2 separate regions of the Homo sapiens genome follow, and region 1 is linked to region 2. Evidence: chromatin loops called from intact Hi-C (ENCODE). Cell type or tissue: heart right ventricle. All regions are shown on one strand. Each heading gives the region's core, and the rest is flanking DNA. Links, peaks and the distances in the headings are about the cores only. Region 1 overlaps SLC16A1-AS1 (SLC16A1 antisense RNA 1). Region 2 overlaps LRIG2-DT (LRIG2 divergent transcript).

The links. Peaks named below come from ENCODE experiments on the same cell type or tissue, not always from the same donor. Only the 100,000 strongest peaks of a DNase experiment are listed, where the experiment ranks them.
Region 1: it touches region 2 in a loop (2.2-fold over the local background); 17 of 110 quality-filtered maps call a loop at or near these places.

The regions. Positions count from the first base shown.
Region 1 is chr1:112,958,007-112,968,557 of GRCh38, reverse strand. It overlaps SLC16A1-AS1 (SLC16A1 antisense RNA 1), which reads right to left. Exons shown (of 3, transcript NR_103744.1): 2 at 7,983-8,081; 3 at 4,486-4,586. Among named protein-coding and RNA genes, the nearest start is that of SLC16A1-AS1, 6.9 kb to the right of the region's middle. In heart right ventricle, for the core only: no CTCF peak of the experiment used is centred there; no DNase peak of the experiment used is centred there; H3K27ac peaks cover 1,631 bases.
Region 2 is chr1:113,015,045-113,032,346 of GRCh38, reverse strand. All of the region lies in intron 2 of LRIG2-DT (LRIG2 divergent transcript), which reads left to right. Among named protein-coding and RNA genes, the nearest start is that of LRIG2-DT, 49 kb to the left of the region's middle. RefSeq lists enhancers at 3,673-4,418, 4,419-5,166, 5,167-5,913, 5,914-6,661 and a silencer at 4,466-4,760. In heart right ventricle, for the core only: no CTCF peak of the experiment used is centred there; no DNase peak of the experiment used is centred there; H3K27ac peaks cover 2,229 bases.

The DNA of each region.
Region 1 (10,551 bases), core at 1-8,000, 60 kb after region 2:
AAATGTCAAGCAAGTTTGGGCTGTTATTAGTGCTGTATAGGGTACTGCTTCATGAAGTACATTGTAAATGCTTGAATTTGGATGCCTAGAAGGGTGTGGCACTTCTTTTCCTCCATACTGCTTACCATTTCTTGTTGACTTATACTGGGCTAATTAACTTTTTCTTGGTCCTTAAATGCTTCTCAGTTTGAATCCTTGATTTAGATTAAACTTGATTGATGGAAGTTGAGGAACAGACTTACAAAATATGAGTGTTTACTTTCATTTTTGGTTCTCCTGGAGTAGGCAGCTCTGTGACAGAAGCTATTTCCCCTGATCAGTGAGAAGGGCCTTCAACAATTCTTAACTCTTCCAAGTTCAGATGTAAAAAGGCATATCCAGAAGTGCCACCTTCCATCTGTTCTATGTTCCAAGATTTTCTGGTGAGGATTCTCTTTTTCTTTGAATGACTGATAATAAGAACACCTACTATATAGAGGGAAACCTTTATACCCTACCCACAGGGTATGGCCTTATTCCATGACTGCAAAAAAAAAAAAAAAAAAAACTTATCAGAGTGCAATAATAGGTATAACATCTGAACCCATGATTTGTGCAAAAGGTAAGACAGAGGGAGGGTAGGGAGGAAGGCTTCACTCTAATATGCAGCTCAGAAGTAGGTTTGGTAGCTACTGGACCTCACCTTGGCACAGGTGTCACAGGTATTGTGTGGTGCAGGGATTCATGGCAGATTTGGGGTTCTCAGAGGTCACCACAAATTGAATAGTATGCTTTATTTAAGCCTCATCTTGCTCACCAGTGCAGCAGTATGAAGGTCCAGGTAGAACACCCAGGTCTGGATCCCCAGGCAGATGGATACACAAAGCCAGTCACTGTGATGTTAGAGGCCTCCTTCGCTGCATGCACCCCTCAGCTGAATCACAGTAGGCTTGATGTGCAGCTGTCCAATAATTCCAACTATCTGCTGCTGCTTTGGGTGAGGGCTATAAAGTCCAGGTTCTCACACTGAATGATCTTATAGCATGGAATATGGGGACCAGGACACCCAGAACTTCCTAGAAATAGGTGACCTTAAAATTAAGCTGTTAGTTGGCTGGGCGTGGTGACTCACACCTGTAATTGCAGCACTTTGGGAGGCTGAGGTGGGTGGATCACCTGAGGTCAGAAGTTCAAGACTAGCCTGGCCAACATGGTGAAATCCCATCTCTACTAAACATACAAAAATCAGCCTGGTGTGGTGGCATGCGCCTGTAATCCCAGCTGCTTTGGAGGCTGACACAGGAGAATTGCTTGAACCCACCGAGGGGGCGGACGTTGCAGTGAGCCGAGATTGCACCACTTCACTCCAGCCTGGGTGAAAGAGTGAAACTCCATCTCAAAAAATAAATAAATAAATAAATAGATAAGCTGCTAACAAAACCATGTCCCATCATCTTTGTCCCCAACTTAGCTGACTAGAGACTGATAACTACCCCAAATTCAGATAAGCAAGGGGTAGTTCTCTGTGGTGAATCTCTGGTTTCAAAGGCACCTTTCATGGCACATGCTTTCATAATGGTTGTTTTGCTCTACTAACATAAAAGGAACCCAAAACAGGGTTTTTCTAAGTCAAGATGGCCTTAAATTCTATGGATTAGTCTCCTATGGTATTAATAGCTAAAAATGACAATTTCTACTTGTGTATTTTTGGTGAAAACTAAATGATGACTACTTTCTTTTTTTTTTTTTTTTCAGGCAGAGTCTTGCTCTGTTGCCAAGGCTGGAGTGTGATGGTGCGGTCTCAGCTCACTGTAAACCTTCCCTCCCAGGTTCAAGCCATTCTCCTGCCTCAGCCTCCCAAGTATCTGGGACTACAGGTGCCTGCCACCACATCTGGCTAATTTTTGTATTTTTAGTAGAGACAGGGTTTCACTATGTTGGCCAGGCTGGTCTCAAACTCCTGACCTCGTGATCCATCTGCCTTGGCCTCCCAAAGTGCTGGGATTACAGGCGTGAGACAACTTGCCCGGCCATGATGACTACTTTCTGATGACTCGAGACAATACTGATTATGTGACCTTGGGGAAGCTACTTAACCTCTCTGTATCTGTATATGTCTGTAAAATGGGGATTGTAACAGTTCCTAGTTTATAGCATTTTTGTGAGGAATTAATGAGTGTTACTACATCTAAAGTGCTTAGAGCAATGCTTGGCATATGGTAAGTATCCCAGAAATCTTGGCTATCATCAATTTATTATTGTTATTATTGAACTCCCCATCCCATTTGCCTAAAATACTTTACTAGAGATGGAAGGAAGAAAGGAGGGAAGGGAGGGAGGAAAAGAGGGAGGTGGGGAAGCTACTCAGGGTTAGGACTTTTAGTAGCTAGGGGTCAAGGAAGAAAACAGGTCTGGCAAATACATAGGACCATCTCTAGAAAGAATGCTTCCTAGAAAAGATCCTAAATAGCGATGATGTACATTACAAAGAGCACAGGTCAAAACTATCCCCCTGGGCTAGCAAAAACAAGGAACAGGAGTCAAGCCATATCAGACCAGAGTGGGAATTAGGATGACATAGATTGAGCCTCAGGTAATCTGGTTAAAAACAAATTTAATTTGGCCGGGTGCAGTGGCTCACGCCTGTAATCCCAGCACTTTGGGAGGCCAAGGTGGAAGGATCACGAGGTCAGGAGATCGAGACCATCCTAGCTAACATGGTGAAACTCCATCTCTACGTGGTGGTGGGTGCCTGTAGTCCCAGCTACTCAGGAGGCTGAGGCAGGAGAGTGGCGTGAACCTGGGAGGCCGAGCTTGCAGTGCGCCAAAATCGCGCCACTGCACTCCAGCCTGGGCGACAGAGCAAGACTCCATCTCAAAAAAAAAAAAAAAAAGGAAAACAAATTGAATTTGAAGATAAATGGGTCAAAAAGGAATATTCTCAGCTGCTTGTTTTCCATATGGATTGTTTTGCCACCTTTAAAGTTTTAAAGCAGTACTGTCAGATTATCATAATATTTTAGGTATGTTTCAAACTTTTGTGCTTTTTAATCTAAATTAATTCTTAGATAATTATTAAGAAGCAACGTAAATGTTTCATATTATCAAGCCATTGCAAATATATATATATATATATTTTTTGAGACAAAGGCTCGCTGTCGCCCAGGCTGGAATGCAGTGGCGCCATCTCAGCTCACTACAACCTCTGCCTCCCGGGTTCAAGCAATTCTCTGCCTCAGCCTCCCGAGTAGCTGGGATTACAGGCACCCGCCACCAATTTTTGTATTTTTAGTAGAGACGGGGTTTCACCACTTTGGCCAGGCTGGTCTGAAACTCCCGACCTCGTGATCCACCTGCCTCAGCCTTCCAAAGTGCTGGGATTACAGGCGTGAGCTGCCACGCCCAGCCTGCAAATATTTAAAAAGTAGTAAACAGCGGCCAGGCGTGGTGGCTCACGCCTGTAATCCCAGCAATTTGGGAGGCCGAGGCGGGTGGATCTGAGGTCAGGGGTTCAAGACTAGCCTGGCCAACATGGTGAAACCCTGTCTCTACTAAAAATACAAAAATCAGTCGGGCATGGTGGCACGCCCCTGTAAGCCTAGCTACTTGGGAGGCTGAGGCAGGAGAATCGCTTGAACCCGGGAGGCCGAGGTTGCAGTGAGCTGAGATCTCGCCACTGCACTCCAGCCTGGCAGACAGAGTGAGATTCCGTGTTAGTGGAAAGAAACAGTATGTACAATATGATTCCTTAAGAAACATATATATATGTGTGTGTGTGTGTGTGTCTGTGTGTGCACAAAAAAATTCTCAAAGGCCCAAAGAAGCAATAAAGCAAATCCCTGGCCACCAGAATAACTAAACATACAAAAAACCAGCAGTTGGAAACAATAATTTTTGACTTATTTGTCATGTTGAAGACATTTTTATTGCAAACATTTTGTTTTCTAGCAAACTATTTTGACTGCGCCATGCCATGTCAGTAGAGTGCCAGAGAAGTAACTGATTAGGATACTAAACTGGTGCAAGCTGGTAAGATAAGTGATAGGTCAAAACAGAGCAAAGAGAGCTGAAGAGAAACGGGGGAGGTCAGGGAGGAGCTTAGAGTGCATCTCACGAATACCGAGTTAGTCTTTCTTTAAAGAATGGCAAAATTCATCCTAGATCCAGACATAGGCCTTTGAAAGCAGTAGGACTACACCTGACATATAACCTGAAATTAGATGATGATATTCTGAATGAGAGGGCTCTCAACTTTAAAGAAAGAATGTCTTTAGGATTGGCATTATCTTCTTTACTCCAGGTATTTGTTTAGCAAACCTTTTTTCAAACATGGTTCAAAAGCAAATCACATTTTCCATATTCCCTATTAAATTATTATATATTATGAGGGGGGGGCAGTGTTCTTAATGACAAAATATTGTTTAAAAAGAATCCTTTCCTAAAAGAAATCAGGAAGATAATTCCATTTACAATAACTACACAAAAATAAGATACTTAAGAATAAACTTTTTTAAAAAAATTTTATTATTGTTACACTTTAAGTTTTAGGGTACATGTGCACAATGTGCAGGTTTGTTACATATGTATACATGTGCCATGTTGGTGTGCTGCAAAAAAAAAAAAAAAAAAAAAAGAATAAACTTAACCAAGGAGGTTAAAGATCTCTAAACTGAAAAACTATAAAACCTTGATGAAAGAAATTGAAGAAGACACAAATGAATGGAAAGACGTTTCATGTTCATGGGAGAATTAGTATTGTTAAAACACTCATACTACCCAAAGTGATCTACAAACTAAATATAATCTCTATCAAATACCTATAATATATTTCACAGAAATAAAAAAGACAGCCAGGCGCGGTGGCTCACTCTGTAATTCCAGCACTTTGGGAGGCAGAGGAGGGCGGATCACCTGAGATCGGGAGTTCGAGACCAGCCTGACCAACATGGAGAAACCCTGTCTCTACTAAAAATACAAAATTAGCCAGGCATGATGGCGCATGCCTGTAATCCCAGCTACTAGGGAGGGTGAGGCAGGAGAATCACTTGAACCTGGGAGGCAGAGGCTGCGGTGAGCCGAGATTGTGCCATTGCACTCCAGCCAGGGCAACAAGAGCAAAACTCCGTCTCAAAAAAAAAAAAAAAAAAAAAAAGACAATCATTAAATTCACATGGAGCCACAAAAGACTCAAATAGGCAAATCAATCCTGAGCAAAAATAACAAAGCTGAGGCATCACAGTACTTGATTGCAAAATGTACTACAAGGCTATAGTAACCAAAACAGCATGGTATTGGCATAAACACAAACACAGAGACCAATGAAAGAGAATAAAGAACCCAGAAATAAATTCATGCATCTATGGCCAACTGTTTTTCAACAAAGGTGCCAAGAACATGCACTGGGAAAAAGACAGTTTCTTCAATAAATGGTGCTGGGAAAATTGGAAAGTCACATGCAGAAGACTAAGACTAGACCCTGTCTCCACTATATACACAAATCAACTCAAAATGGATTAAAGACTTATATATAAAACTTGAAACTATGAAATTACTAAAAGAAAACATAAGGGAAATGCTTTGCAACACCGGGTTGGGCAAGGGTTTTTAAAAAGAGATCTCAAAGCACAGACAACAAAAGCAAAAAATAGACCAATGGGATTACATCAAACTGAAAAGCTTTTGTACTTAAAAAGGAAACAACAAAATGAAGAGAAAATCTACAGAATGGAAGAAAATATAAGCAAACTATACATCTCACAAGGAGTTAATATCTGAAGAATATATAATAACTTAATTCAACAATGAAAAACAAATTATCTTAATTTAAAAGTGGGCAAAAGACCTTAATAGGCATTTCTCAAAAGAAGACATACAAATGGCCAACAGGTACATGAAAAAATGCTCAACATCCCTAATCATCAGGCAAATGCAAATCAAAATCACAATGAGATATCATCTCACTCTAGTTAGAATGGCTATTAACAAACAGACAGGCTGCGTGGTGGCTCATGCCTGTAATCCCAGCACTTTGGGAGGCTGAGGCAGGTGGATCACTTGAGGTCAGGAATTCAAGGCCAGCCTGGCCAACAGTTACATGAAAAAATCCTCAACATCCCTAATCATCAGGCAAATGCAAATCAAAATCACAATGAGATATCATCTCACTCTAGTTAGAATGGCTATTAACAAACAGACAGGCTGCGTGGTGGCTCATGCCTGTAATCCCAGCACTTTGGGAGGCTGAGGCAGGTGGATAACTTGAGGTCAGGAATTCAAGGCCAGCCTGGCCAACATAGTGAAACCCCGACTCTACTAAAAATACAAAAATTAGCCAGGTATGGTGGCACATGCCTATAGTCCCAGCTACTCGGAGGCTGAGGCAGGAGAATTGCTTGAACCCACGAAGCAGAGGTTGCAATGAGCCGAGATTGCACCACTGCACTCCAGCCTGAGTGACACAGTGAGACTCTGTCTCTGTCTTAAAAAACAAAACAAAACAAAAAAAACAACTGTTGGCAAGGATGTGGAGAAAAGACAACACTTGCACATTTTTGGTGGAATTACAAATTAGTACAGCAGCTATAGAAGACAGTCTTTAATCCATTTTGAGTTGATTTGTGTATATGGTGGAGACAGGGTCTAGTCTTATTCTTCTGCATGTGACTTTCCAATTTTCCCAGCAACGTTTATTTAAGAGACTATCTTTTCCCCAGTGTGTGTTCTTGGCACCTTTGTTGAAAATTTTTTCCTCAAAAAATTAAAAATAGAACTACTGTGTGAGCCAGGAGTCCCACTAGTGGCTATATATTCAAAGGAAATGAAATCAGTTACATTGAAGTGGTATCTGCCCTCCTATGTTTACTGCAGCACTATTTACAATAACCAAGATATGGAATCAACCCAAACATCTAACAGTGAATGAATGAATAAAGAAAATGTGAGGCCGGGCACGGTGGCTCATGCCTGTAATCCCAGCACTTTGGGAGACCGAGGTGGGTGGGTCACTTGAGGTCAGGAGTTCCAGACCAGCCTGAGTAATATGGTGAAACCCCGTCTCTACTAAAAATACAAAAATTAGCCAGGCGTGGTGGCAGGCGCCTGTAATCCCAGCTACTTGGGAGGCTGAGGCAGAAGAATTGCTTGAATTTGGGAGGCGGAGGTTGCAGTAAGCTGAGATTGCACCACCGCACTCCAGCCTGGGGAACACAGCGAGACTCAGTCTCAAAAAAAAAAAAAAAAGAAAAAGAAAAAGGAAAAAAAGAGAAAATGTGGTACATATGGATTACAGAATATTATACAGCTGTAAAAAAGCATGAAATCTTGCCATTTGTGAAAATACGGTTAAACCTGGAGGACATTATGTTAAGTGAAATAAGCCAGACACAGAAAGATAAATACTGTATGATCTGTGGAATCTAATTTTTTTTAAAGAAAGAGTTTATATCTTAGAAGCAGAGAGAACAGTGGTTATCTGAGACTAGAAAGGGGAGAGAGGAAAGGAGGATAGGGAGAGGTTGGTCAACAGGTACAAAGTGACAATTAGATTGGAAGAATAAGTTCTGGTGTTTTATTGCACAGTAGGGTTGCTGTTAACAATAAGGTATTGTATATTACAAAATAGCATGAGGTGAGAGATATGCTAAGTACCCTGATTTGATCAGTATACAACATTTGTATGTATGGAAACACCAAAACTGTAACCTAGAATATGTACAATTACAATGTGTCAATTAAAAGAAGAATCCTTTCCTGTATTGTTTATTGTTACTAAAATGGGCAAAATAGCACCTTCCTATCTACTACATCACAGAAATGGTGAAGTAACTGAAAGAATGTAAGTTAAGTAGGTGAATTCCAGAGAACACACTGTAATTTCATCTTTCTTTTTTCAGATAACGCAATAGAGCAACTTACTCAGCTTAAAGAGTACCTATATCATAATTTTTGAAGTTTGCATTTGCATTTCTTATTGCATCACTAACTTCCGAAGTTACAACTCTTACCTTGAAATCTTCCCAAGATTTGCTCACTTAACCAGCTTGCAAACAACAGTCCGGCATTTTCCTGAGGCAGATTACCATAGCAGCATCCAGTCTATCAACCTTTAAAACAGAAAGGTGAATCCTAAGAATTTTGTGATAAAGCTAAAAGCCAGTAGAGAGTACCAGGCCTTCTCTGGTTCTGATGTAATGATTCTGAAAGACCCCCATGACAAAATATTTTATCTTAAAGGTTGTACTTGTTCTTTATACTTAAAGAAACTGGAGTTTCTGATCATGCCAATCATTAGATGGGAGGCCTCAGACAAGTCTTTTAGCATCCCTGGGCCTTAATTTCCATTTCTGTAAAAAGTCAGGAGTGCCTTAGATGATCTCCAATTTCCTCTCCACTCTGATTTCTCATCCTATGCTCCCTAGTTCATTTCTTCAATGTCGTGTGCCTCAAATCAGGAAAAAAACCTGGCAGAAGAGCAAGGATTTTACCTGTATTATTTTATTATTTTCACCAGCTCACCCACCCACCGTGTTTCTATTTTTCCAGGTAAGAGCCTGGTAGTTGCTTTTAATTTTTCCCTTTTATCTACTTTAGACAAATTATGACATTAATTCATGAATACAGAACACTTTCCAAGTTTTACCAATTACTTCTGCAGATACTATCTCATTTGATTAACACAACAGTTCAGGCTAGTAGGTATTATTTTTAATTTATCTGGCGAGGAAACTAAAGCCCAGGGAAGTTCAGTGAATTAATTGCCCAGAATAACACAGATAGCAGTTATGGGACCAGATCTTTTTTTTTTTTTTTTTCTTTTTGCGCTCTGTCACCCAGGCTGGAGTGCAGTGCCACCATCTCGGCTTACTGCAACCTCTGCCTCCTGGGTTCAAGCGATTCTCCAACCTCAGCCTCCTGAGTAGCTGGGATTACAGGTGCATGCCACCACGCCAGGCTAATTTTTGTATTTTTAGTAGAGACGGGGTTTCACCATGTTGGTCAGGCTGGTCTCGAACTCCTGACCCCGTGATCCGCCCGCCACAGCCTCCCAAAGTGCTGGGATTACAGGCATGAGCCACTGCCCCTGGCCTATTTATTTATTTATTTATTTACTTATTTAGATGGAGTTTTGCTCTTGTTGACCAGGCTGGAGTGCAATGGCGTGATTTCAGCTCACCACAACCTCCACCTCCCAGGATTACAGGCATGCGCCACCACGCCCGGCTAATTTTGTATTTTCAGTAGAGACAGGGTTTCTCCATGTTGCTCAGGCTGGTCTCAAACTCCTGACCTCAGGTGTTCCACCTGCCTTAGCCTACCAAAGTTCTGGGATTACAGGCGTGAGCCACCGTGCCCGGCCTAGGCCTATTTTTTTTTTTTTTTTTTTTTTTGCATTTTTTAGTAGAGACAGGGTTTGGCCATGTTGGCCAGGCTGATCTTGAACTCCTGACCTCAGGTGATCCACCCACCTCAGCCTCCCAGAGTGCTGAGATTACAGGCGTGAACCACCGTGCCCGGCCGGGGCCAGGTCTTCTGATTCCAAAGTCTTCACAACACTAAAATCTATTAAAGCAGATCCAGGTTTTGTAGGGCCTGAGGTGTCTATAATTTTGATGACTGTCTATCTTCAAGGATAGGAGTACAAAACTGCAATACAACAGAAAGTATGATCCTGTTGAACATACTGTTAGGGCCCCTCTCAGAGCCTCCTTAGGGTCTATTCAAGGGAAGGGCATCTAGGGTTAATCTTTAGGGTTAGGTCTCATGTAATGTTTTCTATATGCTAGACACTGCAAAATAAATACTAATTTTTTTTTTTTTTTGAGACGGAGTCTCACTCTGTTGCCTAGGCTGGACAGGCTGGAGTGCAGTGGCACCATCTCGGCTCACTGCAACCTCCACCTCCCAGGTTCAAGTGATTCTTCTACCTCAGCCTCCCAAGTAGCTGGGACTACAGGCACATGCTACCACACCTGGCTACTTTTTGTATTTTTAGTAGAGACAGGGTTTCACCACATTAGCCAGGCTGGTCTTGAACTCCTGACCTCGTGCTCCATCCGCCTCGGCATCCCAAAGTGCTGGGATTACAGGCATGAGCCACTGCACCCGGACCTTTTTTTTTTTTTTTTTTTGAGATGGAATCTCACTCTATTGCCCAGGCTGGAGTGCAATGATGAGATCTTGGCTCACTGCAATCTCTGCCTCACGGGTTCAAACAATTCTCCTGTCTCAACTTCCTGAGTAGCTGGTACTATGCATTACGCATGGCTAATTTTTGTATTTTTAGTATCGGCAGGGTTTCACCATGTTGGCCAGGCTAGTCTCAAAATCCTGGCCTCAAGTGATCCACCCACCTCGGCCTCCCAAAGTGCTGGGATTACAGGGTTGAGCCACCACGCCGGCCTGAAATAAATACTAGTTTTATTATCATAATAACCCTGAGGTAGGTATTATCCTTGTTTTACAGAGTTGGGAGTGAGGCTTGGAAAGGTAAAATGACTTGCCTGAGGACACAGAGCTGGTAAGTGCAAGAATCAAATTTGGAACTGAACAGATCTGGCTCTCAGGTCTATAGTG
Region 2 (17,302 bases), core at 4,166-12,165:
CCAGAAACCCATCAAGGTAGTGTGGTAGGCCTGGCTGTCTTAAGGGAAAAGGGATTAATTAATGATATTTGTCTGGCAGGCTAAAATCTTTTCAAGCTTTGAGATCCACTCCTAAGAGCTACTTAGTAGTGAGAAGGTTAGGGATCTGCAATTTAATCTCTGGGAACAAAGTCTTAAACCAAAGAAATAAACCTCTTCAACAAACACTCAGGCAACAGTGCTGTTGCGTTTCAGGAGAAGGGTATGGATTAAAGAATTGAAGATACACTGGCCTTGATATCTAGGTCTCTAATGTAGAATCAGTAGTCTACGGTGGTTAAAATAATGGACTTTTTTCTTTTTTTGAGACAGAGTCTCACTCTGTCAACCAGCCTGGAGTGCAGTGGCGTGATCTTGGCTCACTGCAACCTCTGCCTCCCGAGCTCAAGTGATTCTCCTGCTTCAGCCTCCCGAGTAGCTGGGACTACAGGTGCATGCCACCATGCCCGGCTACTTTTTGTATTTTTAATAGAGTTGGGGTTTCACCATGTTGGCCAGCCTGATCTGGAACTCCTGACCTCAGGTAATCTGCCCGCCTCTGCCTTCCCAAAGTGCTGAGATTATAGGCATGAGCCACCGCACCTGGCCAAAATAATGGACTTTTAATAGTAAAGAGACATAGTTCAAATCTTGACTCTGCCACTTGCTATTAATAATTAACAAATTATTGAACTTCTCTGTGCATCAGTTTTCTCATTTGTAAAATAATAGAAACTATCTCATAGGCTTGCCAACTAGATGAATGAGATAATACATTTGAACTACAAGATGCTTGACATACAATAACTTCTCAATGAATGTCACAAATTTTTTTAACGGACCATAACTCAAATCTGTCTTTCACTATGACACAGGCACATCTGTTCATCCCCACCTGCCTGCCAATTCCTTTTTTTTCACCCTCTGAATTAATTGGATGTTTTAGATGTTGTCAAAAATGCCTGAAACCAAAGCAGAAGGAAAGTGTAGGCTGGGCCCCCACCCAGAAGTTGTGTGTCAGTTTGTTCCTCCTGAGTGAGGTTCACTACTAGGCTGGACACAGTGTGGAGGGAATTTGGGCCTCTGTTACAAAGGGAGGAAGAGGAAAAGAACAATTAAGGGCCCGTTCTCAGGAAGCTCACTCTAATATTACGGGAGTCACGAGTCAGGCTTGGAAAAGAAAGAAGACCAACTAAAAACATAATTGGTTAAGTATAAATATTGAATATGTAAGTGCTAGGTGGGAAGTTCTCCCTTGAGCTGCATTTGATGCGGAGGTAGGAAGACTTTGTTATGCTCTGCTATCACCTGCATTGAAGCACCTAGATCTTTTATCCCTCCAATCTGTCCCCACCACCCGGGCAGTTGCCATATTAATTGCCCTAAAGCACTACTTTAATCATGTCATTTCTCAACGAAAATATCAGACACTCTATGGAATTATCTATGGAATTAAGTACAGACTTTTTAGCCTCTCCAAATGTGAGCCCAACTTATCACCCCATTGTTCCCTGACATGTGTCAGATTGGTGTAGTCACTGTTCCCTAAGCACATCTTGAATGGTTGCTCTTCTGCACCTTTCTTTATTCTATCTGGAATGTCTTCTTGCCCCCTCCCGTCTCAAATACCACTCTCTCCTTTAAAGCTTCCCCTAACACCCTCCTAATTTTCTCAGCATTCTCTATCTAAAATTTGGAACTCTTATTTGCTGACTGGGGTTACAGTTCGTTTTGTTTTTTGAGACAGAGTCTTGCTCTGTTGCCCAGGCTGGAGTGCAGTGGCACGATCTTGGCTCACTGCAACCTCTGCCTCCTGGGTTCAAGTGATTCTCCCGCCTCAGCCACCCAAGTAGCAGGGATTACAGGTACCCGCCATCATGCCTGGGTAATTTTTGTATTTTTGTAGAGTCGGGGTTTCATTATATTGGCCACGCTGGTCTTGAACTCCTGACCTCAGGTGATCCCTCCCCACCGCCTCGGCCTCCCAAAGTGCTGGGATTACAGGCACGAGCCACTGCACCCGGCTAATACATCTCTTTAACTCTCTCCTAAGAGAATTTTAAAAAGTAAAAACAAAGAGAAGAAGGAAATTTAGCCCCCAGAAAAATTTACTGCAAAGTAAAATATAGCTTTAAAATTCAATGTTTTTCTTCTCTGAAGATACCCAGGACAGTTTGCCTCTGCTGTTTTTTGTTTTGTTTTGTTTTGTTTTTAATCATATAAATTGCTTTGCTTGAAAGGCAAGTGGGGGTAAATATAGCAGCAGTATCTCTGATATAACATTCTCTGACCTGTCCTGGACATGTCCTTGACATTGTCCTTTAGAAAGGAAAGAGAAGGAGAGAAAGTGTGTCCCTGCTACTGTATATAAGAGAAACTCCTATTTCTAGCCATTATCAGGGCACAAGGGGACTGATGAGTATACAGAATAAAAATAAAGGTCGAGTGCAGTGGCTCACACCTGTAACCCCAGCACTTGGGTAGGCAGAGGCAGGAGAACAGCTTCAGCCCAGGAGTTTGAGATCAGGCTGGGCAATACAGCAAGACGCTGTTCTCCACAAAAAGAAAAATAATAATAATAAAAATAAAGAAGCAAAAGATGATAGTAATTTGTCATGTCTCCTGTGTTTGGCTGTCTCTGGCAGGACAGCCAGAGCCAGAGAGAGTCGATCAGCAGTATTTACTGAGGTGAAGGTGGCCAGATGCCCTGTACTGGAAACCACACTCAGTTCAACTTCCATTTCTGCCAACTGCATTTTGAAAAGCGTCCTGCCTAAATGCTTTGTAGGTTACTGAATCCCACTTCCTCCTTACCCTTTTCAGAGTTTTTCTTTTTTTTTTTTTTTTGAGACGGAGTCTCGCTCTGTTGCCAGGATGGAGTGCAGTGTCGAGATCTCGGCTCACTGCAACCTCTGCCTCCTGGGTTCGAGCAATTCTCCTGTGTCAGCCTCCCGAGTAGCTGGGACTACAGTGTGCACCACCACGCCCAGCTAATTTTTGTATTTTTAGTAGAGATGGGGTTTCACTATGTTGGCCAGGATGGTCTCAATCTCTTGACCTCGTGATCCAGCCTCCTCGGCCTCCCAAAGTGTTGGGATTACAGGCGTGAGCCACCGCACCTGGCCCAGAGTTTCTTTTTTCTTAAAGGAAAATGTAAGGATACCAATAATGAAATTTAACTTGAAAGTGACTTGGAATATACATCATTGTGGTTCTCTGTTAAGGGGATTGGGTGGTGAGAGAGTGAGGTAAGGGGCTGGGGGCTGAAAGGAAGGCTGAGTAGAGAATGACCCCTAAGTCTTTGCTCTATGTTGTTGACCCTTTTATAATGAGAATGATTTATGAATTATGTGTATAATTTTTTTAAGTAGAGAAGGAAGGAAACAAATAATGTGTTGAGAAATAGCTCACCTGTGATTTATACAGGATACTTGATTTAGACATATTATGTATTCTCTATTGCTATCAAGTAAAATATCTGTTTAGTAGGTTAACTGTGATTACCTTATTTCCAGTGTCTAGTATAGTATCACACCAATGCAAATTTAAAATTATGTACTAATTCTGCCTCCCATTTCTGTCTTTTGATTACTTGTTTCCTTGATAAGATTAAAATTAGAGAACCTTGTGATAGTACCCTTGGCACACGTGCCCACCCTTTTAGAAGATCATTTGTCAAATTAACAAAGCAATGCTGTGCTAGAAATCAGTGTATACATTAGTGTACATAAAGTCCCTCATATAATGCCTGATACATGCTGGTTGCGTTGTAAAAACTAAGACCTTTCTTCTCTTCCCCTTTGTCCAAGGAATAAGACAGGGTTGACATCAAAGAATTTCAATTTGTAAGCATCTGGCCTAGCAAAGTTAGTTAGAGCTAGGAAGTGTGTTAGGTATTATTTCACCAATTTTCCTCATCTTAAGATAGAGAAACTCAGGCCCAGAGAGGGTTAATGTTTAATACATGTTACAAATCCACCGAGTGGCAGAGTCTTAATGAACTCTTCTAAACTTCTACCTAGCCGGGCACTGTGGCTTGTGCCTGTAATCCTAGCACTTTGGAAGGCCGAGGCAGGTGCATCACCTGAGGTCAGGAGTTGGAGACCAGCCTGGCCAACATGGTGAAACCCCATCTCTACTAAAAATACAAAAAATTAGCCAGGCATGGTGGCGTGTGCTTGTAGTCCCAGCTACTCGGGAGGCTGACGTGGGAGAATCGCTTGAACCTGGGAGGCGGAGGTTGCAGTGAGCCGAAATCATGCCACTGCACTCCAGCCTGGGTGACGGAGCTTTTTTGAGACTTCATCTCAAAAAAAAAAAAAAAATCAAAGTACTGGCCTAAAGGCATTTTAACCTCTCTCAGAGCACAGTATGTGAAGAACAGGCATAGTTCATTATTATTATTATTAGCATATTAGCAGCTTATCATCCTTGTCAGTTTTGGCTTCTGTGTGTGAGTTTTCAATACAATGTTTCAAAGGCCAGAGCAGCTTTCCCTCCTCCTCAGGGAGTGAGCCAGCATCCAGGTGTCTCTGAAGAACAATACCTACCCTTGACTCCCCAGGTGGCTTTGTGATGCTGAGCCTCACAAAGACAGGGAGGTCTTGTGGAAGGGAAGCCCTCAGCCCTCAGCCCTCAGCCCTCAGGGTGCTGACTGGGGTGAGCTCCAGGAAAAGCTTGCCTAATTCTCACCTAGAAAAACAGAGCTCTTCTCTGGAATTCAAACACAATTTAGAGAGGTCAGAGAAATTCAAAGCCTGGGGACCTTTGTCCTCCTGGTGCCCAAACAACCACACATTCTGCTTTCTGCTTCACAGTTTATAAAGCATTATGAAAGGCAGGAGATCTGCATAATAGGTAGTTCACTGTTCTTATTTTATAAAGTAAAAGCAAACAAACAAAAACAGCCCAGAAAGAAACAGGTGAAGAGAAAGGAGAAGACACTAACATGGCTTAAGCACTCATGTGTCCTAGGCATCTTAGATCCCTCATCCCACTTTCAAAACCTCCCTGGAAGGAAGCGTTATCCCTATTTTATAGAAACGGAAGCTTACAGGCCAAGCAGCATGTCCAAGGTCGCACAGCAACAAAGTGGCAGAGCCAGAAGTTGAAGTACATCCTTTGACCTCTATCTAGTAAATTGAGTGCACCTTCTACAGCCCCACATGAGGAAACCCAATCCCAGAGCGGTAACATGCCCTGCAGAAGGTCACGTAGCTAGTAAATAGCAGGGCTGGAATCTGACTGTAATTCTCATCTGAAGCTTGAAGTGGACAGTCTCTGTTTTAACAAGATGTTTTGTTTGCTGGTGGGAAACAGAGCTTATGGAAGAAAATGAAATGTCACGCATAAATTGATCTGTTTAGATTAGATTTGATAACTTCGGTTGGGGGTATCACTTGCAGGGAGAGGTCTCTAAACTAAAACTCCACAGTACAAAATCACAAAGCGGATGAACAAGTTGGGCAAGGAAAGAAATAAATACTGGAGGCTATGCTGACCAAAAAACTAAATCTTAAATTTCACTACTCAGCCTTAATTGAGTCTTTAAAGTAACAACTTACTGTTTCAATAAATGACACATGATCATAATACAAAATTTAAAAGATATAACAGATATGATGTGAAAAGTCCCTTTCCTTCCCTCCCTAACCGTTTATCCAGCCTGACCATTATAGAGTATCCAGAAATCTTGATTTGGCCTAAATAAAGAGTGTTCTATGTGTTGGAAGAGGGTACTCTTTACATAGTGTGATCTGAGAAGTGCGGAAAGATCCAATGCATTGTAAAAATACATCTCCACTGGCTTGCTTCTACCTTCCCTTTCTACCTAGCAAGAAATTCTGCCAGTGAGAGGTAATCCTTTCTGCTAAACTAAGAGGAGGACATTACTTCCAGAACTACATAGGAAAAGCATAATTTTGCCTAAGGGCCTTTCTGTTCATCAACCTAATCATTATTTTCCCTTGTCTTTTTTTTTTGAGACGGAGTCTCGCTCTGTCGCCCAGGCTGGAGTGCAATGGTGCAATCTTGGTTCACTGCAACCTCCACCTCCACGGTTCAAGCAATTCTCGTGCCTCAGCCTCCCAAGTAGCTGGGATTACAGGTGCATGCCACCATGCTCAGCTAATTTTTGTATTTTTAGTAGAGATGGGGTTTTACCACGTTGGCCAGGATGGTCTTGAACTCCTGACCTCAGGTGATCCACCCGTCTCGGCCTCCCAAAATGCTAGGATTACAGGCATGAGCCCCCGTGCCCGGCCCCCTTGTCATTTTTGTTCTCTCTACTTTCTTCCTGAAAACATACGCCCATCTGGGGAGGCCCTAAGAGACCCTCACTAAGGCTTAACTGATTTCAGGATTTTATTTTATTTATTTATTTTATTTTGAGATGGAGTCTCATTCTTGTTGCCCAGGCTGGAGTGCAAAGGCGCGATCTCAGCTCACTGCAACCTCTGCCTCCTGGGTTCAAGCGATTCTCCTGCCTCAGCCTCTCAAATAGCTGGGATTACAGGCATGTGCCACCACACTCAGCCTTTTTGTTTTGATACGGAGTTTCCCTCTTGTTGCCCAGGCTAGAGTGCAATGGCATGATCTCAGCTCACCGCAACCTCTGCCTCCCAGGTTCAAGCGATTCTCCTGCCTCAGCTTCCCGAGTAGCTAGGATGACAGGCATGCGCCACCATGCCCGGCTGATTTTTGTATTTTTAGTACAGATGGGGTTTCTTCATGTTGGTCAGGCTGGTCCCGAACTCCCGAACTCAGGTGATCCATCTGCTTTGGCTTCCCAAAGCGCTGGGATTACAGGCGTGAGCCACCGCGCCCGGCCTAATTTTGTATTTTTAATAGAGACAGGGTTTCACTATGTTGGTCAGGCTGGTCTCAAACTCCTAACCTCAGGTGATCCACCTACCTGGGCGTGAGCCACTGTGCTCGGCCTGATTTCAGGATTTTAAATATAATACATTTCCCCACCAGCCCCACATTTTCCAGAAGAGCTAGCTTAACACAAACTAGATTTTGCTCATGGGTGAAATGTGAAGAATTTTTTTTTTTAGATGGAGTCTCACTCTGTCGCCCAGGCTGGAGTACAGTGGCACGATCACGGCTCACTGCCACCTCTGCCTCCCAGGTTCAAGCAATTCTCCTGCCTCAGCCTTCTGAGTAGCTGGGATTACAGGTGCACGCCACCATGCCTGACTAAGTTTTTGTATTTTAAGTAGAGACAGGGTTTCACCATGCTGGCCAGGCTAAGCCACCGCACCCAGCCACTAGTGTCCTATAAACATAATTTTTTGGCCAGGCGCGGTGGCTCATGCCTGTAATCCTAGCACTTTGGGAGGCCGAGGAGGGCGGATCACCTGAGGTCAGGAGTTTGAGACCAGCCTGACCAAGTTGGAGAAGCTCTGTCGCTACTAAAAATACAAAATTAGCCAGGTGTGGTGGCACATGCCTGTAATCCCAGGTATTCAGGAGGCTGAGGCAGGAGAATCGCTTTAACCCAGGAGATGGAGGTTGTGGTAAGCAGAGATTGCGCCACTGCACTCCAGCCTGGGCAACAAGACGAAACTCTGTCTCAAACAACAACAACAACTTTTAAAAAATGTTTACTTTTGGATGGGTAGTGACATTGTGGGTGACTTTTTCTGTCTTTTATCTAGAGCTGTATTAATGTTGCTATACTGTTCATGTAATTTTCTTTAATTATAAAGAGAAGAAAAACCATTCCTTAATAGAGTGGTTTGCAATAACAAACTCAATAGGGAACTCAGTAAAGACTGAGAAGAGGCATTTTAATGTGGCTATTCAGGAGTAGATAATGGCCCTTAATTATATTTCAATAGAGACTAAAACCAAATTATTTGTTATTTGACATTAAGAGGTGACGATAACTGCGCAGATAATTTGCTAGAGGAGTTTGCCAAAAAAGAGTAGAAATAGGACAGAATCATTAGAAAGCAGCAAAATTGAGTAAAGGTTTTGTTCAGTATTAGAAAGATAGACAAAGTAGGTGTGAGCTCTGCCTCCTTAGCTATTTCTGTTGTAAACCTAGAGAAGACCTGCTTAACAGTGGAGAATTGCTAACATCCTGAGAAAACCTCTTCACTTTCTGTTATTTCACTTTTTAAAAAACAAGTAGAGGCAAAGGGTCTTCCTAAATAATGTTCATAAGGGATCAGTGGCAGGGCATTGGGGAGGGGAGGAAGCTGCTTGATTATAAATTCTTTTTTTTTTTTTTTTTTCTGAGACAGAGTTTCACTCTTGTTGCCCAGGCTGGAGTGCAATGGCATAATCTTGGCTCACCGCAACCTCCACCTCCTCGGTTCAAGCAGTTCTCCTGCCTCAGCCTCCTGAGTAGCTGGGATTACAGGCATATGCCACCACACCCAGCTAATTTTTGTATTTTTAGTAGAGACAGTGTTTCACCATGTTGGCCAGGCTGGTCTCGATCTCCTGACCTCATGATCCGCCCGCCTCAGCCTCCCAAAGTGCCGGGATTACAGGCGTGAGCCACTGCACCCGGCTGATTATAAATTCTTTACATTTCACCCATGAGCAAAATTTAGTTTGTGTCAAGCTAGCTCTTCTGGAAAATGTGGGGCTTGTGGGGAAACATATCACATTTAAAATCCTGAAATCAGGCCAAGCATGGTGGCTCACACTTGTAATCCCAGCACTTTGGGAGGCCGAGGCCGGTGGATTACTTGAGGTCAGGAATTTGAGACCAGCCTGGCCAACATGGTGAAACCCTGTCTCAACATGGGAACACTTACCTGTAGTCTCAAGAGGCTGATGCAGGAGTATCCCTTGAGCCTAGGAGGCTGAGGCTACGAATGTGCCACTACACTCCAGCCTGGGCAACAGAGCAAGACCCTGTCTCAAAAAAAAAAAAGAGAAAAGAAAAGAAATGTAACACCATTGAGGTGAGATAATAAGAGATATTCTGCTACTTTTAAAACAATTAAAATTTAGGCTAGGTGTGGTGGCTCACGCCTATAATCCCAGTACTTTGGGAGACCAGGAGTTTCAGACCAGCCTGGGTAACATGGAGAGGCACCATCTCTACCAAAAAAAAAAGAAAAATAAAAAATAAGAAATAAATAAATTTTTAAAAAGTAAAATTTCTAGTCCCCAATACTAAAAGATACTGAAAGAAATTGCCAATGGTGTTGCAAACCGCAAATGGAAATACTATTGAAATTATTGACAGTGGGGAAAGGGTCAGAGGGTAAAATGTCTTTGATTTTTTAAGTATGAAAAAAGACTTCCTTTAAAGATAGAGATTGACCAAACCTGCTTAGCTTAAGTAGTTGCATATCTAGAGAGTAAGACTGTGGAATAGAGTAGGGTTTTGTTGTTGTTATAAATATTTGGTATTACCTTAAAATTACATCCATATAGGCTGGGTGTGGTGGCTCACGCCTGTAATCCTAGCATTTTGGGAGGCCGAGCTGGGTGGATCACCTGAGGTCAGGAATTTGAGACCAGCCTGACCAACATGGTGAAACCCCATCTCTACTAAAAATTTGAAAATTAGCTGGGCGTGGTGGCGGGACCTGAAATCACAGCTACTTGGGAGGCTGAGGCAGGAGAATCCCTTGAACCAAGAAGGTGGAGGTTGCAATGAGCCGGGATCGTGCCACTGTACTCCAGCCTGGACGGTGGCAAAAGCAAGACTCCATCTCAAAAAAAAAAAAAAAAAAAAAAAAAAAAAAATATATATATATATATATATATATATATATATATATATATATATATATATGTATACAATACAATAATCAAACTTTATTTTAAAAAATGTTCTCAGGCTGGGCACGGTGGCTCACACCTGTAATCCCAGCACTTTGGGAGGCCAAGGCGGATGGATCACGAGGTCAGGAGTTCGAGACCAGCCTGGCCAACATGGTGAAACCCCGTCTCTACTAATAATACAAAAACTTAGCCGGGCCTGGTGGCTGGCACCTGTAGACCCAGCTACTTGGGAGGCTGAGGCAGGAGAATTGCTTCAATCTGGGAGGTGGAGGTTGCAGTGAGCCAAGATCTTGACACTGCACTCCAGCCTGGGTGACAGAGTGAGACTCAGTGAGAGATTTTTTGTATTTTTAGTAGAGACACGGTGGAGGCTCCATCTCAAAAAAAAAAAAAAAAAAAAAAAAAAAAAAAGTTCCCCAGGTGGAAAAAAATTACATTCTGAAAACTAGTAGGAAAATTTTCAATGATCTCTAGAACATTTTGGCATGGATTATCAAAAGATGTTTTACGAGCATGTAAAGAAATTGACTCTAGGCACTAACAAGGGGCCGCTACGGGCAAGTTCTTTCATTCAGCAAATATTTGTTGCGCAAATTCTGAGTTATAGTTACTGTGCAAGACACAAGGGATGAAGCAGAAAACAAAACAGGCACATTCCTGCCCCTTGTGGAACTCTGGTGAGGAAGACAAATAATAAAACGTATGGTATAATTACAGCTTGTGATAAGTGCCAAAAAAGAAAACCCAGGGATTTATGTGAGCCCATAATTACAGGAACTAGCTTCACTGGGAGAGGAGGCAGTGCTAGAGAAATCCTCTGTGGGGACACAGTATTTAAACTGCTACCTGAGGGATGAATAGAATTTAGGTGGACAATGCGTGCAGAGTGCTACAGAGAAAATCTGAAAACACCATGCGAAAGAGTCATGAGGCAGGAATAAGCTTGCCATGCTAGAGGAACAGAGAAAAAGCTGAGGTGGCTGGAACAGTAAACAGGAGGGAGAGTGCAGATAAGCAGGGGCCACATCACACAGGCAGTAACTAATGCTATTTTCTTTTTTAAAATGATTACTGGACAGGTAGATGAAAGAAATAAAAACACACTGTTGGAGAGAAAACATCATTTCTTTTTTTACCCTTTTTAGGTTCTTAGTTGAGACACTTGAAAACAAGCGTCAGATTAACAAAAGAAAAACAAGTTTATTAACATGCTGTACCCATCAAGTGGGAGAGGCCTCAGTTCAAAAGTATTTCTCTCTCCAGGCAGTGGCTTAGGGACCTTGTTTAAATAGTATTTTAACAAAGAACCATGAATTTTTTTTTTTTTTTTTTTTGACAGAGTCTTGCTCTGTCGCCCAGGCTGGAGTGCAGTGGCATGATCTCGGCTCACTGCAACCTCGCCTCCTGGGTTCAAGCGATTATTGCGCCTCAGCCTCCCGAGTAGCTGGGGTTACAGGCGTGTGCCACCACGCCCGGCTGATTTTTGTATTTTTAGTAGAGACAGGGTAGTGCCATGTTGGACAGGCTGGTTTCGAGCTCCTGGCCTCAAGCAATCCACCTGCCTAGGCCTCCCAAAGTGCTGGGATTACAGGCGTGAGCCACCGTACTTGGCCAGAGCCATGAATCTTACGAAGTGCTGAAACAAAGAAGAGTATCTTTAGGCTTCCAAAAGGCAGGAAAATGTGGGAAGGTAAATTAATGGGAAGAGTAAAGTCTGCTCCTGGATCCTCTGGCACCGCTGAGCTGTTTCTGAGCGGATGAAGGCAGAGTTAGGAAGGGCAGTGTGCCCATGTGTTTTAAGCTTTTAAACTAAAATCCCCAGTATTTTAGCGAGAAATATTTTGGTTTCCTTCAACACACTAAATTTGTTTTCTGCAAGGTAACTGATAAAAATGGTTGGGATGAACCAGTTATCACTTTTTTTTTTTTTTTTTGAGATGGAGTCTCGCTCTGTCACCCAGGCTGGAGTGCAGTGGCGCTATCTAGGCTCACTGCAAGCTCTGCCTCCTGGTTCACACCATTCTCCTGCCTCAGCCTCCCGAGTAGGTGGGACTACAGGCGCCCGCCATCACGCCTGGCTAATTTTTTGTATTTTTAGTAGAGACGGGGTTTCACCATGTTAGCCAGGCTGGTCTCGAACTCCTGACCTCAGGTGATCCGCCTGCCTCGGCCTCCTAAAGTGCTGGGATTACAGGCGTGAGCCACCGCGCAGTTATCACTTCTACAACCAAATTATATCCCAAATCCATCCACTTCCCACTTTCTCCTCCCTAGATCAAATCACCACCATCTCCCCTGGGCTACTGCTACTGGTCTTGTTTTCACTTTTATTTCCCACAGTCCATCCTCTATACAGCAGCTAGAGTGATCTAAAATGTAAATCAGGCCATTTGAATTCTTTGCTTAAAAATCCTTCAATGGCAGCCGGGCGCGGTGGCTCACGCCTGTAATCCCAGCACTTTGGGAGGCCAAGGTGAGTGGATCACCTGAGGTCAGGAGTTCAAGACCAGCCTGATCAACATGGAGAAACCCTGTCTCTACTAAAAATACAAAATTAGCCGGGCATGGTGGCACATGCCTATTACTAGGCAGGCTACTAGGGAGGCTGAGGCAGGAGAATCACTTGAACCTGGGAGGCGGAGGTTGCGGTGAGCCAAGATTGAGATCATGCCATTGCACTCCAGCCTGAGCAACAAGAGTGAAACTCTGTCTCAAAAAAAAAAAAAAAAAAAATCCTTTTATGGCTTCCCATTTGTCACAGGTTAAGTTTGTCACAGATGCAGAGGTGGAGTTTGGGATTCAACATGTTATTAAGGTTTAACATCTGTGACAAGGAAGAAAGAGAAATCTGAGTTGGACTGAGGAAGAAATCAGTGATGCAGACCAAAAATAGCCTTGGCCAACCTATCAAGGAGCTCTGAAAAACGAGTATTATCCGTCAGAATTGTTAGGTTAAAATAGCTGGGGCTTTATAACCCTGCTCACTTAGTCTCTAGAAGCGATCTGCTCTAAGAAGGGTATATCCTTAAGCAGTGGGGCTCTCTGTGTCTGGGGCAGATTCTGAAAGGGCTGTTTGGTGACTACACTCTTTACATCTGGGCATCAAGTCCTTCCTTAAAGGAGGATATGGATGGTACATCTCTTGTCCATCTCACCACTGCATTTAGAATAAAAGGCCTTGCCAAGCACATTGTGTGAGTCTGTAGTCTCAGCTATTGGGAAGCTGAGGGGTGAGGATTGTTTGAGCTTCAGAGTTCCAGGCTGCAGTGTGCTATGATTGCTCCTGTGAATAGCCACTGTACCCTAGCCCAGGTGACACAGGGAGACCCCATCTCTAAAAAAGTAAGTGAGTAAATAAAAGAATTTCAAGACCTTACATAATCTAGTTTCTGTCTACCTTTCCTCTACTTGCCTTTGTTCACATTTTGCTCTAGGTACACTGCCCTCCTTGTTTTTTTAAGCCCATCCCTTCCTCAAGGACTTTGTGCTTGCTGTTCCCCTGCCTGGAATGGTATACTCCCAGTCTTCACATGGCTAGTGCCTTCAGAAGTTGTGTGCCTTTCTCCTCATTATTCTGTTTAGTGTTGCTCCATTTCACTTTCCTCATAAAATGACCTGAATTTTTATTTACATCTATCTCATCAACTAGAATGTAAATTTCGTGAGAGTCTCGGTGTGGTCTGTTTTTTCCACTTCTCTAACCCCACTCAGTACCTAGAACTCAGTAGACCTCCACAAATACTTATGGTTCTTTTGCTTTTTTTTTTTTTTTTTTTTTTGAGACAGAGTCTCGCTCTGTCGCCCAGGCTGGAATGCAGTGGTGTGATCTCGGCTCACTGCAAGCTCCGCCTCCCGGGTTCACGCCATTCTCCTGCCTCAGCCTCCCGAGTAGCTAGGACTACAGGTGCTCGCCACCATGCCCGGCTAATTTTTTGTATTTTTAGTAGAGACAGGGTTTCACCGTGTTAGCCAGGGTGGTCTCGATCTCCTGACCTCATGATCCGCCCACCTCGGCCTCCCAAAGTGCTGGGATTACAGGCGTGAGCCACCGCACCCAGCCTTTTTTTGCTTTTTTTTTTGAGATGGAGTCTTGCTCTGTCACCCAGGCTGGGGTGCAGTGGCATGATCTCAGCTTACTGCAACCTCCGCCTCCCATGTTCAAGCAATTTTCCTGCCTCACCCTCCCAAGTAGCTGGGATTACAGCCATGCACCACCACGACCGGCTAATTTTTTTTTTGTATTTTTAGTAGAGACAGGGTTTCACTATATTGGCCAGGCTGGTCTCAAACTCTTGAACTTGTGATCTGCCTGCCTCGGCCTCCCAAAATACTGGGATTACAGGCGTGAGCCACTGTGCCTGGCCTGTTTTTTGTTTTTTTTTTTAAAGATGCGATCTTGCTCTGTTGCCCAGGCTGGAATGTGGAGGTGTGACCATAGCTCACTGTAGCCTCAAACTCCTGGGCTCAAGTGATTCTCCTGCCACAGCCTCCCAAGTAGCTAAGACTACAGGCATGTACCACAACACCTGGCTAATTTTTAAAATTTTTTGTGGAGATGAGGTCTTACTAGGTTGTCCAGGCTGGTCTCAAACTCCTGGCTTCAAGTGAATCTCCTATCTCGGCCTCTGAAATGCAGAAAGGTACATTGAATGATACTACAGATAGCTACAGTTTTAGCTAACTAAATTTTGTCCAAATAATATTTATTAGTATTAAGGTTAACCTGAAGGGAGATCTCTAGTTGGCTGATACAAGTCTGTCTGGTCCTGTCAAACAGTTAAAAGTCAATGATTTGTATCAGAAATGTTGTGATCATCCAAATTTCTGATGACACAAAGCTGGGAGTATTGATGGCTAACATATTGGATGATGGGTTTCAGATTCAGAAGGACCTGAAAGTTCATCAACAACAGAATGGACATTGAATTGTGGTATATTATTCAAGCAATAAACTATCGTACAGCAATGAAAGTGAGTGAACTACTGCTATCAGAAACATGAAGAAACTTCACAAAGAAAATGTTGAAAGAAATAAACCAAACACACACAAAGGAGTATAGATTGCATGATGCCACATGTATGTATGTTTCCAATCCAGGCAAAACTATTCAGTGGTGTTAAAAGTCAGGACTGGTTCTCTATAGGAAGGAGGAAGGGGGCATGAGTTAGGCTTCTGAAGTGCTGGTAATAACTTTCTTGACCTATGTGGTAGTTATATAAATATGTTTGCTTTGCAAAAATTCATTGATCATTGATGTGTGCACTTAGGATTTGTGCACATTTTATATGTGTATTATGTTAATTAATTAATTATTTTTTTTAGATGGAGTTTTGCTCTTATTGCCCAGACTGGAGTGCCATGGTGTGATCTCAGCTCACTGCAACCTCCACCTCCCAGGTTCAAGTGATTCTTTTGCCTCAGCCTCCCAAGTAGCTGTGATTACAGGCATGTGCCACCACACTCGGCTAATTTCGTATTTTTAGTAGAGACGAGGTTTCACCATGTTGGCCAGGCTGGTCTCGAACTCCTGACCTCAGGTGATCTGCCCACCTGGGCCTCCCAAAGTGCTGGGATTACAGGTGTAAGCCACGGTGCCTGGCCTATTATATGTTAATTTTAAAGTTAAGAGTGAAATAGACTTGGGAGATTTATTTAACTAAAAACTCTTTTTTTTTTTTTTTTTGAGATGGAGTCTTGCTGTGTCGCCCAGGTTGGAGTGCAATGGCGCAATCTCAGCTCACTGCAAGCTCCGCCTCCCAGGTTCACGCCATTCTCCTGCCTCAGCCTCCCGAATAGCTGGTACTACAGGCACCCACCACCATGCCTGGCTAATTTTTTGTATTTTTAGTAGAGACAGGGTTTCACCGTGTTAGCCAGGATGGTCTCAATCTCCTGACCTCGTGATCCACCCGCCTCGGCCTCCCAAAGTGCTGGGATTACAGGTGTGAACCACCACCGCACCTGGCCTTAACTAAAAACTCCTGTGTAGTTCCTGATTTTGAATAAAAGAATTTTAACATTTTGCCAGTTAGTATCATAGTTGCTTTTCATTTGGGGTAAATAGTTTTTATTATGTTGAAGTAGTTTCTTTTGATTTTCTTTCACAGTTTTTGTTAGAATGGCTACTGAATACACTATAACACCTATTGCTGCAGGGATGGGGGCAAGGGGTATTTTCATGTGCTGCTACTGAAATATGAAGTGTTATAGCCTTTTTGGAAAGCAGTCTGGCAACAGCTATTATTTTAAATATACCCTTTGGCCAGGTGCGGTGGCTCACCCCTGTAATCTCAGCACTTTGGGAGGCCAAGGAGGGTGGATCACCTGAGGTCAGGAGTTTGAGACCAGCCTGGCCAACATGGTGAAACCCTGTCTCTACTAGAAATACAAAAATTAGCCGGGCGTGATAGCGCGTGCCTGTAATCCCAGCTACTCAGGAGGCTGAGGCAGGAGAATCACTTGAACCCGGGAGGCAGAGGTTGCAGTGAGCCAAGATTGTGCAACTGCACCCCAGCCTGGGCGATAGAGTGAGACTTGGTCTCAAAAAATAAAATAAAATAAAATAAAATAAAATAAAATAAAATAAAATAAAATAAAATAAAATAAAAAACAAATAAAAATATATATACCCTTTGACCCAGCAATTACAGTCCTGGGAATCTATCCTCTGAAAAAAACCATTAGTTTCAATAAAACTATTGGAGTAAAAACACTATAGGACGTATGTACAAGGACATTTGTTGCAGCATTTTAAGTGGCAACACACACACACAAATTGTGAATACTATGGATGTCCATCAATAGAGTGATGGTTGTAAAAATTATAGTACATTCACATTTTGGCACATCCATAAAGAGGAATGAATTTGTACTCTACCAGTTGACTTAGAGGGATTTTACACACAAAAATGTTTTGAGTAAAAGGCAAAAAAGTAGTCACTTTTTAAATGACAAAAAAAACTGCATTGAATATGTGTGCATTTGTATTTGTCTATATGTGATTATATGAGCATAGAGAAAAATATTAACAACTAGGTTGATAAATTGATTATGGGGGTGGAGGGGACAGGTGATGGGGTAGTAGATGAAGACGGGGGATGGTAGAGTCAAGGGAGAAAGAAAAAGTAAAATAAGAACCAGAGGATTTTTTGTAATCTCTGTATGAGCCGGTAATCTTGTATTACAGGTAAAAAATCAAATGCAGTCTTAGGGGCATTGATATATTATACTGTCACCAAATCAAAGGACATAATAATCCCAGTGTGCTTTATGCTGTTCACATCAAATCTAGCATATTCTATTAATTTCTGGACACCACACTAAAAACAAAACAAAACAAATAACGCCCTACTTGTTGCTGCCAAAATAAATAAATTGTTTTTCTTATAAGAGGAATGGTCAGCCAGGCACGGTGGCTCACACCTTAGGAAGCTGGCTCCAACACTTTGGGAGGCTGGCCAGGCACGGTGGCTCCAACAATTTGGGAGGCTGAAGTGGGAGGATCCTTTGAGCCCAGGAGTTTGATAG